Linked DNA regions of Mus musculus: region 1 is linked to region 2. The links are chromatin loops, found by intact Hi-C in ENCODE. Cell type or tissue: left cerebral cortex. All regions are shown on one strand. Links, peaks and the distances in the headings refer to the core of each region. The heading gives the core; the rest is flanking DNA. Region 1 holds the start of Zfp953 (zinc finger protein 953). Region 2 holds the start of Zfp457 (zinc finger protein 457).

What was found. A loop is a pair of places that touch in the nucleus more often than their neighbours do. Peaks named below come from ENCODE experiments on the same cell type or tissue, not always from the same donor. Only the 100,000 strongest peaks of a DNase experiment are listed, where the experiment ranks them.
Region 1: it touches region 2 in a loop (7-fold over the local background); 4 of 42 quality-filtered maps call a loop at or near these places.

What each region holds. Positions count from the first base shown.
Region 1 is chr13:67,356,445-67,364,785 of GRCm38, forward strand. Zfp953 (zinc finger protein 953) reads right to left here and starts at 4,128. Exons shown (of 4, transcript NM_001038651.3): 1 at 4,060-4,128. The coding sequence starts at 4,065. It overlaps Zfp456 (zinc finger protein 456), which reads right to left. Exons shown (of 4, transcript NM_001001186.3): 4 at 7,140-8,341. Gm17039 (predicted gene 17039) reads left to right here and starts at 4,221. Exons shown (of 2, transcript NR_167764.1): 1 at 4,221-4,619; 2 at 4,728-8,341. In left cerebral cortex, for the core only: a CTCF peak has its summit at 3,731; a DNase peak (open chromatin) is centred at 4,183; H3K4me3 peaks cover 1,236 bases; H3K27ac peaks cover 627 bases.
Region 2 is chr13:67,302,145-67,310,485 of GRCm38, forward strand. Zfp457 (zinc finger protein 457) reads right to left here and starts at 4,268. Exons shown (of 4, transcript NM_001003666.2): 1 at 4,206-4,268. The coding sequence starts at 4,211. In left cerebral cortex, for the core only: CTCF peaks have their summits at 4,157 and 4,358; DNase peaks (open chromatin) are centred at 3,509 and 4,331; H3K4me3 peaks cover 1,412 bases; H3K27ac peaks cover 1,278 bases.

The sequences.
Region 1 (8,341 bases), core at 284-8,283, 54 kb after region 2:
AAAGAACTCAGGAAGTTAGCCATCAACAAACCAAGTAACCCAGATTTTTCTTTTAAAAGGGGGTATAGAGCTAAACAGAGAATTCTCAACAGAGGAATTTCTAATTGGTAGGTAACACTTTTAAAAGGTTAAACATTCTTAGTCATTAGGGAAACACAAATCAAAGTGACTCTGAGATTCTCCCTTACACCCATCAGAATGACAGAATGGCAAGGACGTGGATCAAGGAGAACCCTCCTCCACTGCTGGTGGGTTTGCTAACCTGTACAACCACTACAGAAATCAATTTGGCACTTTCTCAAATAACTGGAAATAGTTCTACCTCAAGACCCAGGGCATATACCCAATAGATCTTCCTGCACACCACAAGGACCCTTGCTCAACTGTGTTCATAGCAGCTTTATTCACAACAGGCAGAAACTGCAAACAATCAGATATACCACAATGGACGAATGGAATACTACTCGGCTATTAAAAACGAGGACATCATGAAATTTGCAAGCAAATGGATGGAACTACAAAACATTATCCTGAATGAGGTAACCAAGACCCTAAAGGACATGCATGGTATGTACTCACTTATAAGTGAGTATTAGCCATAAAGTACAGGATAACTAAGCTATATTCCAGAGACCTAAAGAAGCTAAATAACAAGGAGGGCCTAAGGGAGGATGCTCGGATCTCACTCAGAAGGGGAAATAAAAGTCATCGGGAGTGGATGGAGGGGAGGAGGTGGGTGGGGAAGGGGATAGGCAGGGGTATGGGTAATGGGGATCAGGTGGAGAGAGAGCCTGGGAGAGAGGGCCAGTAGAGTGAATGGAATTCGATGGTGGGCAGGGGAAGGGGGATCTTTGGGACAAGTCTGAGACCAGGGATGCAAGAGGCTTCAAGGAGTCTATGAGGGTTACTCTAGCTGAGTTTCTAGCAGTGGGGAATATGGAGCCTAATGTGGCTTCCTACTGTAGTCAGGCAGGACCCCCATTGGAGAGATAAGGACACAGATCCAAGGAGAAAAACTGACCCCAAATTCATCCTACCTACAGGAAGTGCAAGGAAAAAGATGGAGCAGAGACTGAGGGAGTGGCCAACCCTTGATTAATCCAACTTGAGACCCTTCCCACAGACAAGAACCAATGACTAACACAATTAATAGTACTCTGTTAGTATTGCAGGCAGGGGTTTCCGTTAAATGTCCTCTGAGAGGATCAACCAAGCATCTGACTGAAACAGATGCAGTGACCTACAACCAAATTATTAGAAGGGGCTTGGGGAGTCTCATAGAAGAGTTAGTGGAAGTATTGTAGGACAAGGAAAGGATATGGGCTCAACAAAAGACCAACATAGTCAGTCTGTTTAAATCACTGAGTCCTTCATTCGTATCATCAGTCAGAGTAGATTCGGATGAAATGAAAAGAGCCTGCAAGGAGAAGGGAGGCACTGCACAGCATAGGAGACTGGACTCCTCCCTGAGGAAGAGGAAGGATGCCCACCTTGACAGTTTACTGCCTGGATGGTAGCAGTTTCAGATGCGAAGGACAGTGGTAGATAAGCTGTCATATTCTATCTGTAGAACAGCAGTAGTGCTGTTCTCAAAAGATTCATGTGAATTCAGCAGAAGTCACCACGAGGTCATGTCAGAAAATAATCGTGAAGAGTATGCAAACAAAACTACCATTCCCTGCAAATACAGAGGAATACTCAAGCCAGGCAAAGAGGGGAATCCTTTCCCACACAGTCAGTGGAAACAAGTTTCTAATCCCCAAACACTAGTCATTAACAGAAGGATGCTAGTGGAATTTGGATTTAAGATTTCAAATATATCTGATACAACTTCTTAAAGCACATTTGTAAGTTGTCATAATTAGAAGAAGTGAATTGGATGGATTTCTGTCAGGTCACTGGTGCTCAGAACTGAGACCAACCAGAAGAAGTAATTACCACATTAAAAAAAAAACCCTACGTTTTAATATTCTTTTTAAACCACGTGTCTCAAATAGCCTAGGCTCACAATGAATTGACTATGAAGGAGAGGGTGATTTTGAACCCCAGGATTCCTGACTCCTCCTCAAAAAGCAGAGCTGTCAGAAATGAGTTACAGACTAGGCTTAAGTTCACTTATCTGCCATAGAGCTGTTTAATTTAAAATATATATGAATATTTGGTACCTGGAAGTTATATATAGCATGCGGCTGTACCCTCTCTACATTGTAAGGAACATGTTTTGATGTACAAGGCAGCACAAGATTCCAACTTCATATACTCATAATTTTCCTACAGTTTAGCAACATTTATTAGGAAATATCTATTACTCTAGATATGGCAAGAAACTCATTGAAAATCCCATTAGTAGAACAAGGTTGTCTGAAGCCCATGCTTTCTGGGAGTAGACTTCAATGCCATAAGCCAGGCTCCGGCTCACTAACACTCAATTGGACTGAGGAGTGACAATATAAGCAAGATCACTGAAAATAGTGATAGGAGCTGTGGAGGAGAAACCCTGCAAAACACACACACACACACACACACACACACACACACACACACACACACAAAAACCTGTGTGTACTCTGTGAATGCAAAACTCTTACAAGGAGTCTTTGTGTGCAGACACTGGTGGCCCATGTGGAAGTTCACGGAGGGGCAGAGCCTGGAATTCTGCAGGTTCAGGGTTAGCTGTCTTACCTTGGGTTGGTTTTCTCTTCAGGGACAGTCATTACCTCACTCTATAGTGGACCACACAGCTTGTGACAATAGATAAAAAACCTCTCAGAATCCACTGACAAGGCAGAACATGAAATTCTATCAGTCCAAAAGCTAAAACCTCATCAGATGGTATCTTAGGTAAATAGAATATCTCCGATGACTCTATGAGACACACACCAATGTATTTTAAATTTTCCTTGGTTAATGACATTCTCTGTTCTGTAAAACCATGAAACTGCCTTGTGTTGAAGCACAGAATTTGGATTAACCTAAGTCTGTATTCTCAGATAATGGCCACTCAAAAGGCTGACTAAACTGTCTCTTAACCCTTTAAGAGGAGAACTGCATTTTGCATGGACAGGAACCTATGTGAAAATTATAAGACCCCAAGTGTGCCAGAGCTTTCTGAATTTTTCTTACAACCACAGGAAAACATGAGGAAATCATTCTAGAAATGTCCAGTGAGCAGCAGTAAAGCTGGGTGCCAGATACAGGGACAGAGTGCATTTAAGAGAATTTAGATATTTCTGATAATGTGAACAGACAGAAGAAAATCATGTGACCAGAGGAGGGCCATCTCCTTTCTCTTTCAGAGACATTCCAGTCCCTTCCAGAGATCATGAGTTCCATTTCTCTCATCTCACCAAGTCATCTCTCATATCTGAGAAGGAGTCCAAATTTTGGACAGAACACATACTAAGAATTGTTGAGTATTATTGTCTAGTGTTTTTTTTTTTTAGCAGAAGGGCAAAATTCATAATTATTTGGATTGTGCAAACACTGGTTCATATCAATTACAGGACTACTCTGTGGCTATACAGCCATGTATTGTGGTGATTCAGGTACAGGATTATACATCCTGAGTTCTTATTCAACCCGAGGCATCCATAAATCTAACACTTTATTCCAAAGGAAAAGGAACTAACATTCCACACAACAATCACCCTCACGGGACTCTTTGTCCCTGGCACTAGGAACTTTAGGAAGATTTGTGAAGTCAAACTCCAGTACTAGATAGAACACAGAGTATAGGAGGCGCTAGATGTCCAAGTGTTCTAAATCTCCTGAGAATCTGACTACAGCCACGTGAGAACGGGTCAGCTAGGCAGAGCATATTTCCCCAGTAAAGATGAGTGCGCTCCTTTCAGCATCTCAGAAATAAGCAGTCAGCAGACCCAGCCTGCCCTTGCCATCCTGTTGTTTCCAACTTTCTTCCCTAGCCTAGGTCAGCACAACATCTCCAGGTCAGCAGCTTGCCCTGTCTCATAACAAGCCCAGATAAGCTCCTTCCGTGCCCGATACGCCACCCTGCACAGTCCCTCAGATCTGCAAGGTTGCGGTGTTCCCTGCACCAACCTCCATGTCAGAGATCCAAACGAAGGTTTCAACAGGACAGACGCCTAACTCTGGGGAGAAGTTAAGTTTGAAAATCAAATGCGGAAGTTTGATAGCAACGGCCAGCCTTCTGATGACGTCACAGGCATCCGGACTACATTTCCCACAAATCAGTGCGAAGAACTTCCATGAACCCACAGAACTGGGTTGTTCACCTGCTGGTATCCTGACTGTGATTCCTTGAAGTTGGGAAGAAACAGTCTTCTGCACTTGGGCAGTCACAGGGCATTTGGATTCATTTAAAGTTCTGTGGTCCCAGCACGCAATGTTAGCCTGTGAGTCGACCCTTTCACAGTGATGTTTATCAGGTTTCTTAGTTATTTCTGCTAGAACACCGTGATTTTAAACTATCTTACTACCACATGGAAAACTCGCACTTTCATGACTTGCTTTACTTAAAAATATGGAAGCAAGAGCTAATTTAAGGTGCTCTTGAAACCATCCTTGGTGACCCTGCCTGCTACGCAGCATATCAGGTGCTTAAGACAAAAGACTTAGAATTCAAAGCCAGCAACCATCAGGTATTTTCTGAGCACTTGCTTTCCTCTGCATCTCTCCCAAGAGGAGGAGCAGAGCTCCTGGGATCGCAGTGGTGTATGTCCTAACTCTTGGTCCATTTTGTATTATAGGATTTCTGCCTGTGTTAGGTTTGATGTTCCGTATTGAATTCTCCGTCTCTCATGTGAGCCTGTCATCGTTCATATTTGGCAATATTTGAACATCAGTGGTATCCGCCTTGAACTTCCGTTATTTCTCCGAAGCAGAACACCGAGATAATTCCTTCTTGAATACAAAGGTATCAGAAATATGTTCATAGCATTGCCAAATGAGGTCGGTATATTAAAGAAGTTACACTGGAAACATACAATATTGAGAATTCCCATCTCTTCTTGGGAAGGTTTATTCCTGTGAAGTTCAAGCTTGAGTCAAAGTTACAAACCCCATTGCAGAAAAGGCTTCATACTTCCCTGATATATTATGATTCAAAAGGAAGCTGTTTCAGAGCAAAGACTGTGCAGAGTCCCTATTGAGTTCTTTGTCAGGGAGTGTGTTTACCTATGGATGCAGAACACCTTCCTCGATTTAGAGAAACTAGAGTCAAGAAGCAGTACATTCACCTGGACACTTGATTGGCATGTCTGTTTAGAATGAGGTCATGAGTGGTCTGTCCTCCTCCTGAATATTGCAGTGGAAGGCATTGTCAGCAACCACAAGGACAGAATTTCTGAGCATAGCAAGTTTTCTAATATGTGTATGTGTTGAGGTTCGGTGTGTTGCTATGTTTTGTTATGCTAAATTCTCTACTCAAAGGTCTAGACTCTCTACTGACTTCTCACATTTACAAGGTTCTGTTGTGTAAACCTTGTTCCTTGATTTAAAACTACTGGATAAATCAAATTGGCTACAGCCAATTACTGGAGGGATTTGAGGCAGGTGAGTTTTGAGTTAGCTGGTAGGAGGTGGAGAAGAGAGAGAAGGAAGAGACACCAGGACAAGGAGGAGGAATGGGAAAAAAAGGACGAAGCTGCCCTGGAGCAGACGGACCATGAGCATGTGGCCAGGAGAAACTGCAACTTCCACTGGGAAGGCAGCCAGGACAGCAGTTAGAAGAGTAGATTAAGGGTTGCAGCTCAGTAATTGTCAAAGCCAAATGAAATAACCCTAATCCGAATTGAGTTTATTTGTAAGGCGTAACCTTAAATTGGTTATATTACACATGTATATGTGTACATCTATGTTTGTGTCTGCTACATGCACACCTACCTTAGAGGGTCGTCATTCACGTGAGATGTGCCCATCCTTGAAGTTGCAGCATCCATTTACAAGTCTTCTGCAGTCTCCATTTCTTTGCATTGTAATTGTGTGATTCAATAGGAGGAGGAGCTACCATAGTGTAGTCACAACCTGAACATGTGATCAAAGAAGAGCCTAATTCAGCAGAATATTAGGGACCCAGGCATACTTATCAAAACATCTAATGGAACCAGATATTCAGGCCTAATATGTTTGTTTAGACCAAGTTCACCATTTTAAGTTTATTTTCTACTGTCATTTTTTAACATCCTGACCATTTAGTTTTCTCCCTTTGAAACATTCTCCAATAGGTGCCATGTTTGACAAAATCACTTTAAAATCTTTGCTTACAAACTAAAGAGATTGTTCAATAGTTGAGAGTAATTACTGTCTTATAAAAGATGAGTTTGTCTTCTAACACACTTGTAATGGCTTTCAAGCACATATAAGCATTAGTTCTAGAGGATCAGATATCTTCTTTTCACATCATCAGGCATCAGTTGTAGAAAAGATAGGCACACAGACAGACACACACGGAAACAAATTTCTAGTAAAGTGAAATAAAATGTATAATTGAAAATTTATGCTGCCGATGGTGGTACATCCACCTATTTTGACTAGACAGGGGTCAGAGAGAGCTGGATCTCTCAGTTGGAGGATGGCAATTTATAGAGTGAATTTCAAGAATATCAATGCAGAAACCCTGTCTGGAACAAGTACAATAACAATAAGAAGTAAAACCAAGGCTTCATGTTTAGAAAACAATGATATTTGAAAGGAATATTGTTTTTTTAACTGTTTAAACATAACACAAATTGTTAAACACCTACCAATTGCCATTTTAAAAGATAGATACTTTCACCAGCAAAAGCCCACTGAAATAGAGCCCTTCCTAGTGCAGTTCTCAAGAACCCCATGTCTACCATTTTGGCTGGCTTGAAGTTTCAGAGGTTTACTCCATTATAATCATGGTGGGAAGCATGGCAGCATGCAGGCTGACATGGTGCCTGAGAGGAAGCTGAGACTTCTACATCTTGATCCAAAGTCAGCCAGAAGCAGCTTATGTCCCACATTGGAGATAGGTAGTGATACGTGAAGACACACACACACATACACACACACACACACACACACACACACACACACACACACACACACACACATGAATGACCTGGAAGCCTGTCTCTACAGTGACACACTTCCTCTAAAACTCCATACCGACTCCAATAAGGCCCCATTTCCTATTAGCATTCAAAGATATGAGTTTATGGGAGAAAAAAACGTTTACAAAATATCACATTTCAGGTCCTGGTGCCCATAAGCCTCTGATTATAACACAATGGAGAATGCATTTTGTCCATCTTGAAAACTCTCCACAGTCTATCACCATCTCAACAGTGTTTAAAAGCAAAGTTCAAAGTCTACAACATTTGGGATCCACAATCAGGACTCCTCCAAAGGAATAGTTTCAATTCTCCAGCTCTGTGCTCTGTAGCCCTTTAAGCTCTGGCTGGTTCCACTCCATTTGTACTTCACTTGTTGGAGATTATCCTATGGTACTGGCATCTTCAATGCACTGGGGTTTTCCATTGCAACTAGGCTGTAATTTCACCAATCACCTCTCATAGGCTCTCCTCATGGTGACATGCATCAACTCTTTTGCATGACCTCTTCAATCCTGGGCTTTCAACTACCAATGAGGCTACACCTTCACCAATACTCCTTTTTATCATCTGATTAACATCACCAGTTATTAGTTACTGTCCATGGAATGAGCTTTAAATTCAACCAGAAAATAATTGGTCACTCCCATAACTTTGCTGTCCCTATTGCTCCACTGGCACTTCAATTTGCCTGACCATTTATTCTACTCCCTGTGTTCACTGCTGGGTAAGACTGTTTATTCAGGTACTTCGATGGTAGCATACCTAGATTGTGCCACCAATATGAAAGGTAGCCAGCAGACAGCAAGCTTCTCAGTTGGTACCAGCTGAGGGTATAAATGAACAGCCACTATTCATCAAATGAGAATTCTATCTTGACTTCAGAACTGGCAAATGAAATAGCCCATGTGAGAGTTACAACTTTTCCTTATTAATAAGCCAATAAGGGTATTCGTGAGAAAGCTTGGGCTTCCACTCAGAAAGGATCTTAATAGGGAAGGGAGTGGGGGTAGAGTTTTAAAGGTCAAAAGGCTGCACTCACATCACATGAGATGTATAACAAAGGGTTGTGTTTTGTTTGGTTGATTTTTTGTTGTTGTTTGGTTTTTCCCTGTACCCCCGCACAATGGACAGTTTTTTAGAAGGAATCCTTTGTATACATATAAGTCTTGTCTCAGCAAAGACAATTTTCTTTTTCAGAGCCTCCCTGAGGAGGCTCCAGAGGGTATGGGGTACAGTGTCAGGATAACCTGGCCTGGCCTAAGTCACCTTATTCCCCAGTTCTA
Region 2 (8,341 bases), core at 267-8,266:
GGGTTGTTCCTTCAAGAGCAGGAGTATCAAAAGGAAGGAAGGAAGGAAGGAAGGAAGGAAGGAGGGAGGGAGAGAGGGAGGGGAGGGGAGAGAGAGGGGGGAGGGAAAAAAGAAGAAGAAAAGTGTCTTTGGACTTAAGATGCCAAATCTTTTAAATTCAGACTCCATTTTAGAGACCCTGACCTAAGTTTGAACTCAGATAAACTAACAGGCTGGTACCAAACATTAGTTTCCAAGTTGCCCCCCCCCAACAAAACCCAAGCCTAGTTCCAGTCTCTAGGCTAATCCAAAACAAGACCAGAGTTTCCAGGTTACACCCTCAACAAGATCAGTGCCTATAGATTATTCCCCCAACAAACCTGCACCCCCAGGTTACAAGCCCACTGTCTTAGTCAGGGTTTTACTGCTGTGAACAGACACTATGACCAAGGAAAGTCTTATGAAAAACAACATTTAATTGGGGCTGGCTCACAGGGTGAGAGGTTCAGTCCATTGTCATCAAGGTGGGAGCATGGCAGCATCCAGGCAGGCAAGGTGCAGGAGGCTGATTGTTCTGTGTCTTCATCCAAAGGCTGCTAGTGGAAGACTGACTTCCAGGCAACTAGGGTGAGAGTCTTAAGCTCACACCCACAGTGACACACCTACTCCTACCAGGTCACACCAATTCCAACAAGGCCACACCTCTAAATGGTGCCACTCCCTGGTGCAAGAATATACAAACCATCACACCCACCCCTTGCCTAATGACCACCAATGCAGAGGGGGAGCAGAAGTTAAGTTTATGATATGACTCCCAGCACCAGCCGATTATGTTAAAGGCCACAGGAGCTTTCCAATTAGATGTTTGCACATGTATTCCCTGCTTGCTGCTTACTATAAAGCTTTGCCCCGTAGACATCCCCCCCCCAAAAAAATCTGTCCTGCATGATGGTGGTGCACTGGGGAGGGGGGGTGCACCTCAGCCAGCTCGAGTAGAATAAAGACCCTGCTGTGAGTTGCATCAGATTGGCTCCTGTGTGTTTTTGGGGATCACTAACATTTCCATGGCACAAAAGACTGACTGAAATATTTTAACTTAAAAGCAGAAACTGACAGCAACCTATGCATCTCGGGGTTATTCATTTCTTGTTTTGATGCCCATCAAAATCAGCACAAATAAGGTTTTTGTATTCATTTCATGACCTTTGACATGTACACAACTATCACCAGGAACTGAATGACATCACCCAACACAGGACACTTCAAAGTTTTCCATAAATGACTTATCAAACGTGACAAGGTTCCTGCCTGGCTTTGTTAAAATCAGTGAGTCCTTCATTCATATCATCACTCACAGTAACATTAGGATGAAATGAAAAGAGCCTTCGAGGAAAAAGTCAGGACTGCACAGCATAGGAGACTGACTCCTCCTGGAGGAAGAAGAGGGTATTCCACCAGGACACATTACTGCATGGATGTCGGTGATACCAGATTTGATGGATAGTGGTAGATGTGGTGGTCATTTTCCATTTGCAGAGTGTCAAGTTGTTCAGGAAAAATTCAGGTAAAATTAGAAATCCCCATGAGGTCATGACAGGAAAAAAAAACAGAAGAATATGCAACAATAACTAATCTTTCCTGAAAATCAGAGGAAGAGTCAAGTCAGGCAAAGAGGAGAACCTTTCCCCACATGGTAAATGGAAACAAGTTCCTAATCTCCAACATTAACAAAAGGATGCTAGTGAAAATGTGGATTTAAGATTTCAAGTACGTCCCATAGAACTTCTTAAAGCACATTTGTAACATCTTTATTTTTTTTTCCATTTTTTATTAGGTATTTAGCTCATTTACATTTCCAATGCTATACCATGTAACATCTTTATAATTAGAAGATGTCAATTGGATGGATTTCTGTCCGGTCCCTGGTGCTCAGAAGTGAAAGGAACATGAAGAAGTTATTATAACACCCAAAGAACAACATTTTAAGAATCTTTTTAATATGCAGAGTCTCACGTAGCCTAGGCTCCCTTGAGTTGGCTATGAAGGAGAGGATGACTTTGAATTCCAGGACTCCTGACTCCTCCTCAAAACACAGAGATGACAGAAATGAATCATAGAATATACTTAAGTTCACTCTTCAATAATTAGGCTGTTTGATTTTAAATACATATAAATAAATATTTGGTGCCTGTAAGTTATATGTGACGATGCTCATGTACTCTTTCTATATTATAAGGACTGTGTTTTGTTGCACAAGGCAGCACACAATTCCCAATTGATAAACTGTTATATGTAACATTAACTAGGAAGTGTCTATTTATTCTAGATATGGTTGCAAACTCATTGAAAATTCCAGTAGCTAGGACAAGGTGGTCTGAAGCCCATGCTTCCTGACAGTAGACTTGAATGCTGTAGGTCAGGCTCCAGCTCTGGCTCACAAACACTTGGTTTGACTGAAGAGTGATAATATAAGCAAGATCCCCTGAGATAGGGGGAGCGGCTGTGGAGGAGAAATCTTGAAACACACACACACACACACACACACACACACACACACACACACACACACACACACACTAAAATCTGTGTGTATTCTGTGAATGCAAAACTCTTGTAAGGAGTCTGTGGGTGCAGAGTCTGATGGCCCACGTGTAAGTTCACCGAGGGGCAGAGCCTGGAATTCTGCAGGTTCAGGGTTAGCTGTCTTACCTTGGGCTGGTTTTACCTTCAGGGTCAGTCCTTGCCTCACTCTATAGTGGACCACATAGCTTATGACAATAGATAAAAACCTCCCAGAATCCACTGACAAGGGAGAACATAAGTTTCTATGAATCCAAAAGCTAAAATCTCAGCAGATGGTATCTTAGGTGAATAGAATATCTCCCATATATCGTAGTACATGCTTCTATCGACTCACACCAAAGTATTTTAAATTTTCCTTGGTTAATGACATTCTTTGTTCTGTAAAACCATGAAACTGATTCCATGTTGGAGCATAGAATTTGGATTAAAGTAAATCTGTGTTCTCAGATCAAGGCTATTCAAATGGCTCTGGACTAAACTATTCTCTTAACCCTTCAGGAGGAGAACTATGCATAGACAGGAACCTATGTGAAAAATCATTAGACCCCAAATGTATAACAGCTTTCCAAATTTATATTCCAGCTGTTCCAAAGCAGTTGAAAAACTTGGGGAATTCTTCCTAAAACTATTAAAGGTGCCTCAGTAAACCTGAATGTCACATTGAGGGACAGAAAATTTAATATTTAAGACAGTTAAATTTAGGACAGTTCAGACGCTGCTGACAATGTGAAGAGACAGAAGAAAATCATGTGATAAGAAAACATAGTACAATGTACAGAGCCTGGCAGATTAGAGAGCAATGTACAGAGCCTGGCAGATTAGAGAACAATTTACAGAGCCTGGCAGATGAGCAGAGCCATTTTCCTCTTCCCTTTCAGACTTTCCAGCCCCACCCAGCAATCTCTCATCACACCAAGTCGTCTCTCATCTGAAAAGAAGTCCAAATTTGGACAGAACACATACTCAGAACCGTTGAGGTACTGCTGTCTAGCGATTTTAATTTGATGTGCAAAATCCATAATTATCTGGATTGGGCAAACATAGGTTCATACCAATTACAAGATTATTCTGTGGCTACATAGCCATGTATTGTGATGATTCAAGTCACAGAGATGTCTATTGGAAATTCCCACTCTAACCAAGGCATCCATAAATCTAACAATTCATTCCAAAGGAAAAGTAACTAACAACCCACACAACAATCACCGTCACAGGACTCTCTGTCCCTAGACACTAGGACCTTTGGGAAGCTGTGTGAGCTCAAACCAGGAGTAATCTCTAGGACATAAAGTATATGGGGCGCTAGATGTCCACGTGTTCTGTATGTCCTAAGAATCTGACAACCACCACAGGAGAACCCGTCAGCTAGGCAGAGCACGTTTCCCCAGCAAAGATGCGTGAGCTCCCGTCAGCATCTCAGGCACAGGCAGTGAGCAGACCCTGCCTGCCCTTGCCATCCTGCTGTTTCCAACCTTCTCCTCTTCAAACCTGTGCCCAGGGACAGTGGCCCAGCCTAGGTCAGCACAGCACCTCAAGGTCAGCAGCTTCCTGTCTCACAAGCCCAAGTTGGCACTCTCTGTGCCCTATCCGCCACCCTGCACAGTCCTTCAGATCTGCAAGATGGTGCTGTTCCCTGCACCAACCTCCATGGCAGAAATCCAAATGCAGCGCTCAACAGGACAGCTGCACAAATTTGAGAAGAAGCGAAGTTTGAAGAAAGAATACGGAATTTTGTTGCTGACAGCTCTTTCTGATGACGTCACAGGCGATGGGACTACATTTCCCACAAGTCAGTTGGAAGGACTTCCGGGAACCCACTGAAGAGCTTTTGTACACTGCCTGGATTACAGTCCACTGAGAGCAGCTGCACATGGGCATGCACATGGAATTTGGGCTCTTTTAAAATCCTTGGTCATGGCACGAAATGTTTGCCTGTAAGATGAGCCTTTCACAGTAATCACGTTCATCACGTTTCCATGTTATCTCTGCTACAACTCTGATCTATGTATAGAATCATTCACGAATGAAAAATTCATGCTTTCATGATCTGCTTTATTTAAGAATGTGGAAGCAGGAAGTTAATGTAGGAGTGAGCATTATCTCTTTACGATTCTATTGAAACCATCTTAGTCGCTTAAGATAGAAGAATTGGAGATCAAATCTAGTCACCAGCAGATGTTTTCTTAGTACAGGCTTTCCTGTCTCCCAAGGGGAGGGGCAGAGTTCCTGGGATCACAATGGTGTGTGTACTGACTGTCGAGCCATTGTGCACTTACAGGATTTCCCTTTGCCTTAGGTTTGATGTTTCTTATTGATTTTCCTGTCTCTGCACTGATCCTGTCATCGGTCATATTTGAAAATATTTGAACATTAGTGTTATCTGTCTTGAACTTCCCTCCCTTCTAAATAGAACACTTGAGTGTTTTCTCCTTGAATACAAAGGTATCAGATATATGTTCATATTACTGTCAAATAAGTCACTGTAATAAAGAAGTTACACTGGAAACATGCAGGATTGAGAATCCCTACCTTTTCATGGGAAGGTTTATTCCTGTGTAGTTCATACTTGAGTCAAAGTTACAAACTCCATTACAGAAAAGGCTTCATACTTCCCGGAATCCTAATGATCCAAAAGGAACCCGTTTCAGCGCAAAGACTGTGCAGAGTCCCTATTCTTTTTCAGGAGTATGTTTATCCAGAGATGCAGATCATTTGCTCACTCAGAGAAACTAGAGGCAAGGAGCAGTACGTGTGTGTACCTGTGCTTGATTGGCAAGCATCATGACTGGTCTGTCCTCCTCCTGAATGCTGCAGTGAAGGGCATTGTCAGAAGCCACAAAAGTTATTATTTCTCAGCATAGCTAGTTTTCCAATATGTGTTATGTGTTGAGGTCTGGTCTGTTGCTATGTATGTAATGCTAAATTCTATACCCGAAGATCTAAGCCTACCACAGACTTCTCACATTTACAAGGTTCTGTTGTGCAAACCTTGTTCCTTGATTTAATACTATTAGTTAAATCAAATTGGCTACAGCCAATTACTGGAGAAATTACAGGTAGGTGGGTTTTGAGTTACCTGGTAGAGGGTCGAGAAGAGAGAGAGAAGGAAGAGAGACCAGGAAAAGGAGGAAGAATGGGGAAAGAGGACAAAGATGCCATGTCTCAAAGATGAGACATGGCCATGAGAAACAGCAAGTATCTGGGGTATACCATCGGGAAGAAAGGAGGACACCAGGATAGCAGTTAGAAGAATAAATGAGGGCTGCCCTCCCCAGTAATTGTCAAAGCCAATGGAAATAACCATAGTCTGAGTCTTATTTATTTGTAAGCTAGTCAAGGGTAAGCTTAAATTAGTTGTGTGTATGGTATATGTATACATGTATGTTTGTGTCTTTTCATGCACACATTTGTAAGAGGGTAGTCATTCACATGAGATGTGTTCATCCGTGAGGATGCAGCATCCATTTACAAGTCTTCTGCAGTCTCCATTTCTGTGCATTGTGGCTGTATAATTCAATAGGAGGAGGAGTTACGGTGGTGTAGTCACAACCTGAACATATCATCAAAGAGGAGCCTCATTCAGCAGAATATTAGGAACCCAGGCATAGTTATGGAAAAGTCTACTGGAGCCAGAGTCTCAGGACTAATATGTTTGTTTAGACCATGATCCCAGTTTTAAGTTTACTGCCTACTATCATTTTTTTACATCTTGACCATTTAATTTTCTCTCTTTGAAACATACTCTAGTAGGTTCTATTTTTTGCAAAATCACTTTAAAATCTATGCTTACAGGCTAAAGAGATTGTTCCATGGCTAAGAGTAATTAATGTCTTATAGAATATGAGTTTGTTTTCTAACAGGCACATGATGACTCTCAAGCACATACAAGCAGCAGTTCTAGAGGATCAGATACCATATTTTGACACCACGAGGCTCATAAATCATCACGAATCTATTGTAGAATAGATACACACACACACACACACACACACACAAGCTTCTAGCAAAGTAAAATAAAATATTTAATTAAATAAACTTACACTGTTTATGATGCTACATACAATCAATTCCGTTAGTTATTGGTCAGAGAGAGTTGGATCTCTCAGTTGGAGACACCTGGTTTATAGAGTGGATTTCGGATATGTCAGTGCTATAGAGAGAAACCCTGTCTGGAACAAGAATAATAATAAGAAGAAGTAAAACAAAGGTTTCATGTTTAGGAAAAAAAATGATCTTTAAAAGGAATATTCTTTTATATGTATATATATATATATATGTATACATAAATGAATAAAAACTATCAGTTTTCATTTACAAGTTAGACCCATTTGTCAGTCATAAGCAAAAATCCACTGAAATACATTCCTTGCTAGAGCAGTTCTCAATACTCATTAGGTTTACCATCCTGAGCCTGTACCAATTCCCTCAATACATTACAGGTCCTGTCATTAACTACATCCCTTACAGGAAGGTACATGAGATGTGTAGATACTTCCATACCTTCTTGGAAGACATACTGAGCTGATTACATAACAAATGGTGACTTCATAGAAGTTTGATCACTGAACATCACTATATGACTTTATAATACATCCACATACTTCTCTTATTCCTCTTCATAAAATGTAATGATTGTACTATCTATTGGTGTATATGGCAAAGTTTACTTTAATGAACATGTGTCTTTTGTCTATCTTCACACCTCTGTGGTGGTTATTTTATCTTGTTTAAACTCATCTACATGTGCATTCAGGCTCTACCCACTCCTCCAGCTCATCGAGGGATATCTCAGTTTCCTTGCCAAACAAAGCAAGGTTCACTTTTCCAGTTATGCAAAGCCCAACAGTGGCCAGAGGTCTCCCCAAATAACCATTAATCTTTGTACTACTTCATAGACTTGTCTAAAGGCTTATCCCATAAAGTTCACTTTTAGCCAAGGTTCCCTCTATCCAGATTACCATATCATCTCTCTCAAGTCAGTAAATATTTACCTGCACACTCTCGGTTTAGCAATCCACCTGGTTAATTGTAAGTTGCAGTCAGGGAGTTTTCAGATGACGGTGAAGGGAAAATATACCTCTCAGGGGACAAGGGGGTTGTGCCAACCTGTATGTTTTCATTATGGTTTTTTTTTGGCTGTGAAGAGACACCACGACCAAGGCAACTCTTACAAGGCAAACATTTAATATTGGCTATCTTGTATTTCAGGAGTTAACTCCATTATTATCATGGTGGAAAGTATGGCATCATGAAGGCAGACATGATGCCCGAGAAGGAGCTACATCTTGATCCAAAGGCAATAGACTTATGGGAGCTTATATCCCATATTGGGGATAGGTGGCGGGACTTGAAAATATATATATATCCTGGAGCCTGCCTCAACAGTGACACACTTCCTCTAAAAGTCCACACCGACTCCAATAAGGCTCCAGTCCTAGAAGTGAAACTCCCTCTGGGCCAAATGTTTAACCACATGAGATTATGGGGGCAAAACTTCTACAAACTATCACATACCAGGCCCTGGCCCCCATAGTTGTATGGCCATAACATAATGGAGAATGCATTTCATCAATCTTGAAAAGTCTCCATAGTCTATCACCATGTCAACAATGTTTAAAAGCAAATTTCAAAGTCTGCATCATCTGGGATCCACAATCTGGGCTCTTCCAAAGAATTCAGTTCAATTCTCCAGCTTTGTGATCTCTAGCCCTTTAGATTCTGGCTGGCTCCACTCCATTTGTACTTCAGTTGTTAGTGGTCATACTATGGTGCTGACATC